Linked DNA regions of Homo sapiens: region 1 is linked to region 2. A link is an interaction called in ENCODE POLR2A ChIA-PET data of the cell type or tissue named here. Cell type or tissue: OCI-LY7. All regions are shown on one strand. Each heading gives the region's core, and the rest is flanking DNA. Links, peaks and the distances in the headings are about the cores only. Region 1 holds the start of LINC02245 (long intergenic non-protein coding RNA 2245). Region 2 has its middle 30 kb from the start of RAB1A.

Region 1 (2,913 bases), core at 213-2,712, 230 kb after region 2:
AGAGACTGAATTGAAACAGATACTAACTAAAATAAGACCTGCCCATTATTGTATCGATCTGTGCTTTTCAGCTTTTTAAAAACAATTTCTTCTTCAGATCGACATACAAGTCTCAAAGGTCATCCCTGACCCAAGGTTCTGATACATGAAGAAGCATCTCTCTTGTCTGTGTGTCCCCACTTGCCATGAGTATTTTTTTTTTTTTTGAGATGGAGTCTTGCTCTGTCACCAGGCTGGAGTGCAGTGGTGCGATCTCGGCTCACTGCAATCTCTGCCTCTCAGGTTCAAGCGATTCCCCTGCCTCAGCCTCTCGAGTAGCTGGGACTATAGGCGTGTGCCACCACACCCAGCTAATTTTTGTATTTTTAGTAGAGTCAGGGTTTCACCATGTTGGCCAGGATGATCTCACTCTCTTGACCTCGTGATCCACCCATCTTGGCCTCCCAAAGGGCTGGGATTATAGGCATGAGCCACTGCAACCAGCCAAGAGTATTTTATTGAATTTTACTTTCTATACTTTTGTCAGAAAATAAAAATTTCCAAATATAAAATTGTTATTATTTATAATTATTAATTATATTAAAATTGAATCTTCCTTTTAAAAACACTCATGTTCCTGTGAACCAGCAAGTACATCACTCCCTTGGGCTAGAGCCCCCAGTTGAGACTCGATGAACTCCAGCAGAGACTCTGACGAAGGAGTGACACAGTGTGTTGGGTCAGAGAGAAATGTGAAGCCCAGCAAACATATGTTCAAATCCAGATGCCACCATTCGGTGAACATGCACCCCGAGCAACTTTCCAGGGCTTACTTTCTTTGTCTATAAAATGGGAACAACAGGTACAGTACCATCTAGTCCATGGGGGTCACCAGAAGAAACTAGAAGATGTAACACACAAGGAACATTTAGAAGCAAGCATGTAACAAACACTCAGCAAATGGCGACTACATTATAACTTGTCCAGCCAAATAGATATGACCAGTGGTAACACGGAACTGAGAATTTTCACAATGTACTATTTTTACATCTTAATTTCTTTGGGCTTCTCTGCTTCCTCTTTTTAAAAAAGCTTACCACCCACTTGTTATTCTGGAGGGGGATGAACATAGATAAAAAGAGAGTTTAAGAACTCTTCATGGAAAGATAGCCAAACCACTAAAATACTATTTCAACAGAGGAGGTCACAGAATGGTGGAATGGTAGATCTGTAGGACTAAAGGAGACCTCAGATTTGTCACTCTTATCTGACTCATGAAACTGAGACCCAGAGAGGTGAAAGGGTGTGCTCGGTCCGGTAGCTGTGTTGCAGACTATGTGAATGGCACCTCTTGGTGTCATGCAATGCATAACAACCACCTGTGCAGCCTCATGGCCCTGCACAACCTCCTGACCACAGCGATGGAATAAAGTGGTCCAGTCAGGGGCATTTTCAGCCTCTGGGGATGTTGATATAGTAACTCCTCCTCTTTTCCCATACCCTGAAAAAATGCAGCCCAAGAAGCTGCCGATGCTCTTACAGCTGTGAGGGGAGGGGCTGCCCGAGGAGAGAGGTAACCTAGAGTTGAGAGATGGAGGAAGAGATACAGAATCTGGATGGCTATGCTCTGATCCTGTAATCCGACTATGCCTGAATGTGGATCTACCTTCCAAAGGTAGGGTGCTTTTCGTTTGTTTGAGCCATCTGGTGTCAGATGTTCTGTCACTTACTACCTTGTTATAATTAATAGAGGAGCTCAAAGAGCTATAAATATCTAAGGAGGAAGAGTTCAGGTTGCAAAGCCTTCCTAGACAAGGTTGCTTCAAAGGAAGGTCTGAAAGGAAGAATGGGAGGCAGGCAGGCTGCAAAGGGAGAGAAAATTCAGGGAAGGAGAAGACCAGGAACAGAGGCCTGAGATATGAGAGCCTGGTACTATGGACTGGATGCTTGTGGCTCCCCCCTTCCCCCTAATCGACTTGTTGAAGCCCAGTCCCCATTGTGATGGCATTAGGTGGTGTGGCCTCTGGAAAGTAATTAGGCCATGAGGGTGAATCCCTCATGAATGGGATTAGTGTCTTCATGAAAAGACAGGAGAGAGCTTGCTTTCTATCCTCTCTGCCATGTGAGGACACAACGAGAGAATGGTCATCTGCAAACGAGGAAGAGGTCCCTTACCAGAGCCGACCATGCTGGCGCCCTGATCTGACTTCCCGGCCTCTAGAACAGTGAGAAATAAATCTCTGTTGTCTAAGCCACCCAGTATATAGTCATTTATAACAGCACAGAGTGACTGAGACACCTGGGGTGGGGGTGTTTGGGGAATCATATTTAATTAAGCCTATTTGGTTAGAGTGTTGGATATCCAAAGCAGGTAACGGGGGTTAGGATTAAAGATGTAGGTTCCTACCAGTCTGTGAGTTTGTTCTTTTGTATTTTGGATAATAATTCAGCAAGAGAGGAGGGATGAGAATGAAAGGAGAGAACTGGTTGCGAGACTATTGGTAATTTTTGAAGTATGAGAGTCCATGGCTTCTAAGGTGACCAACTGTTCTGATTTGCCCGGGACTGAGGAATTTCCCAGGATGTGGGACTTTCAGTGCTAAAACTGAACAGTTCCATGCAAATGGGGATGATTGAACACCCTGAAACATCACCCAAACCATAAAGGAAGATATTGATAGATTTCATTCCATAAAAAATAACATGTGAATGAAAAAACAGAAAATAGTCTGAATGCATCTAAACTGTTTTTCTCTAGAAAAAAATTAAAATAAATGACTATCTCTTTGGGACTCAAGCCATTTAGTGACATTGCCCTTCATTTCCTGATTGCCAGTATCCAACCTCCTTGTGCCTGAACCCCATCAGTACTAGGAGCCCTGTCGCCTATGAATTCCCAAGTTCCTACATCTCACTTTAGCCAAAATCATCCAT
Region 2 (2,913 bases), core at 289-2,788:
TGCTTCGTTCTCATTGATTTGGGGGATTTTACATTCCTTTCAGGAATGCCAGAGTATTCAAGAGTGAAGCAACAAGATGTTTCCTACTCTGAAATGGCTCAGTTAAACAAACAAATAAAAGCGTGTATAAATAGACAAATATGGCTGGGCGTGGTGGCTCATGCCTGTAATACCAGCACTTTTGGAGGCCAAAGCGAGAGGATCGCACGAGCCCAGGAGTTTGAAACTAGCCTGGGCAACAAAGTGAGAACCTGTCTCTATTTTTATTTTAAAAAGATAGAGAAATATAGAGCTAATATGGCAAAATGTTAATAATTGTTGAATGAAGGTAGAAGGTATATGTACTAAATGTATGCACATTTGTGTATGCTTAAAAATGTTCATGTTAAAAGGATGGGAAAAAATGAATAACTATTATCTATCTATATACTTACAACTCCCAAATTATGTCTCCTGCTCAGCCTCTCTCCTGAACTCCAGATTCACATATCCAAAGCCCACTTATGACCCCATTTGGATGTCAAAGCAGTGTATCCAAAACTGAACTCCTGATCTACCCCCAAGCCTGCTGCATCAGCAGCTTCCCCACCACAGCTGATGACAACTCCATTTTTTGTAGTTGTTTAGGCTTCAAACCTTGGAGTCACTTTGACTCTTCTCTTTCTCTCCCAGCCCGCATCCCATCCCTCTGTAAATTCTGTTGGTTCTGTTTGCAGAACTCATCCAGAATGTGATCCTTTTTTACCCCTGCCACTCTACACGCTGGTTTGAACCACTCCCAGCTCTTGCCTGGATCATTACAGTAGGCTCCCACCTGTACCACCTGGTCTCCTTGTTTCTGTCTTGTCCCCTTCAGTCTATTCTCAACAGGGAGGCACAGAGCCCCCCGCCCCCCCGCCCCCCCGCTTTTATTTTTTTTTATTTTTTTATTTTTTTTTTGAGACGGAGTCTCGCTCTGTCGCCCAGGCTGGAGTGCAGTGGCACAATTTCGGCTTACTGCAACCTCCACCTCCCGGGTTCAACGCCATTCTCCTGCCTCAGCCTCCCGAGTAGCTGGGACTACAGGTGCCTGCCACCATGCCCAGCTAATTTTGTTGTTGTTGTTTTTTTTTTTTTTGTATTTTCAGTAGAGACGGGGTTTCACCGTGTTAGCCAGGATGGTCTTGATCTCCTGACTTTGTGATCTGCCCGCCTTGGCCTCCCAAAGTGTTGGGATTACAGGCGTGAGCCACAGCACCTGCCTCCCCCGCTCTTTTTTTTTTTTTTTAAGACACTGTCTTGCTCTGTCACCCAGGCTGGAGTGCAATGGCATGATCTCAGCTCACTGCAACCTCCGCCTCCTGGGTTCAAGCAATTCTCCTTTCTCTTGCCTTAGCTGCCCAAGTAGCTGGGATTACAGGCGCTGCCACCACACCCAGCTAATTTTTGTATTTTCAGTACAGATGGGGTTTCACCATGTTGGCCTGGCTGGTCTCGATCTCCTGACCTCAGGTGATCCACCCACCTCGGTCTCCCAAAGTGCTGGGATTACAGGCGTGAGCCACTGCTCCTGGCCCACAGAGACCCTTTAAAATGAAAGCCAAATTGAGTTCCTCTCTGCTCAAAAGTGCTTTGTTCAGAGGAAGCAAGGAAACAGTGGAAACTGAAATCCTTCAACAGCCCTAGGCCCTACCCAATCTCCTTGACCTTCCCACCTGGCCCGCTATGCAGTCACTTTGGCCTCCTTGCTGTTTCTGGAATAAGCCACTATACTGCTTTCTTGGGACTCTGTGCAGCTGTTACCACTTCCTGGATTGTTCTTCCCCTAAACATTTGCACCGTTTGCTTAAAATTACTTCTCAACAAAGCCTACCCTTAAGATTGCAACTTGCTTCTCCACACATGCCAGATCCACCTAACCTTGATCTTATTTCACTATAGCACTCACCACCTTCTAACACATTACCTGATTTCCTTATGCATTATGTTTCTCGTCTGTCACCTTCACTTGAATATCAGCTTGGTGAGGATAGGGATGTTTTACTTGCTGTTACATATCATGTGCCTAGAACAGTACTCAGCTCAGTGTGGGGCCTGGCACGCAATATTTGTGGAATGAATAGGTACACTTTGGTTGTATCTCTTAAGCAGAAAGACCTATAATGATAACGTTTATAAGTCAAAAATGAAACTTGGCTGGGCACAGTGGCTCACGCCTATAATCCCAGGATTTCGGGAGGCTGAGGTGGGAGGATGGCTTGAGGCGGGGAGTTCCAGACCAGCCTGAACAACATAGTGAAACTCCATTTCTACAGAAAAATCAAAACATTAGCCAGGCGTGGTGGTGCACGCCTGTAGTCCCAGCTAACTTGGGAGGCTGAGGTGGGTGAATTGCTTGGGCCTGGGAGGTCAAGGCTGTAGTGAGCTGTGATCGTGCCACTGCACTCCAGCCTGGCCAACAGAGTGAGACCCTGTCTCAAAAAACAAAATAAAACAAAAGCAAAAACAAACAAACAAAAAAATTAAACTTGGCTGGGCATCGTGGTTCACACCTGTAATCCCAGAACTTTGAGAGGCTGAGGCATGAGGACTTCTTGAGCTCAGGAGTCAAGACAAACCTGGGCCACATAGCAAGACCCTATCTCTAAAAAAAAAAAAAAAAAAAAAAATCTTTTTGAAAGAAAAGAAATTAAACTGAACCCAAAACTTTTTTTTTTTGAAACAGGGTCTTGCTGTGTCACCCAGGCTGGAGTACAGTGGCACAATTTTGGCTTACTGCAACCTCCACCTCCTGGGTTCAAGCGATCCTCCCACCTCAGCCTCCTGAGTATCTGGGACTACAGGTGTGTGCCATCAGGCCCAGCTAATTTTTTGTATTTTTAGTAGAGACAGGGTTTCACCATGTTGGCCATGCTAGTCTCGAACTCCTGACCT

Evidence for each region. ChIA-PET counts read pairs that join two places held together with the same protein. Peaks named below come from ENCODE experiments on the same cell type or tissue, not always from the same donor. Only the 100,000 strongest peaks of a DNase experiment are listed, where the experiment ranks them.
Region 1: POLR2A ChIA-PET joins it to region 2 with 18 read pairs; 3 of 35 experiments call an interaction of 5 or more read pairs at or near these places.

What each region holds. Positions count from the first base shown.
Region 1 is chr2:64,931,086-64,933,998 of GRCh38, reverse strand. LINC02245 (long intergenic non-protein coding RNA 2245) reads left to right here and starts at 1,552. Exons shown (of 3, transcript NR_036586.1): 1 at 1,552-1,654. RefSeq lists enhancers at 738-887, 928-997, 1,038-1,177. In OCI-LY7, for the core only: no CTCF peak of the experiment used is centred there; DNase peaks (open chromatin) are centred at 1,008, 1,368, 1,968 and 2,208; H3K4me3 peaks cover 2,151 bases; H3K27ac peaks cover 2,500 bases.
Region 2 is chr2:65,158,955-65,161,867 of GRCh38, reverse strand. No RefSeq gene overlaps it. Among named protein-coding and RNA genes, the nearest start is that of RAB1A, 30 kb to the right of the region's middle. In OCI-LY7, for the core only: no CTCF peak of the experiment used is centred there; a DNase peak (open chromatin) is centred at 1,757; H3K4me3 peaks cover 812 bases; H3K27ac peaks cover 1,704 bases.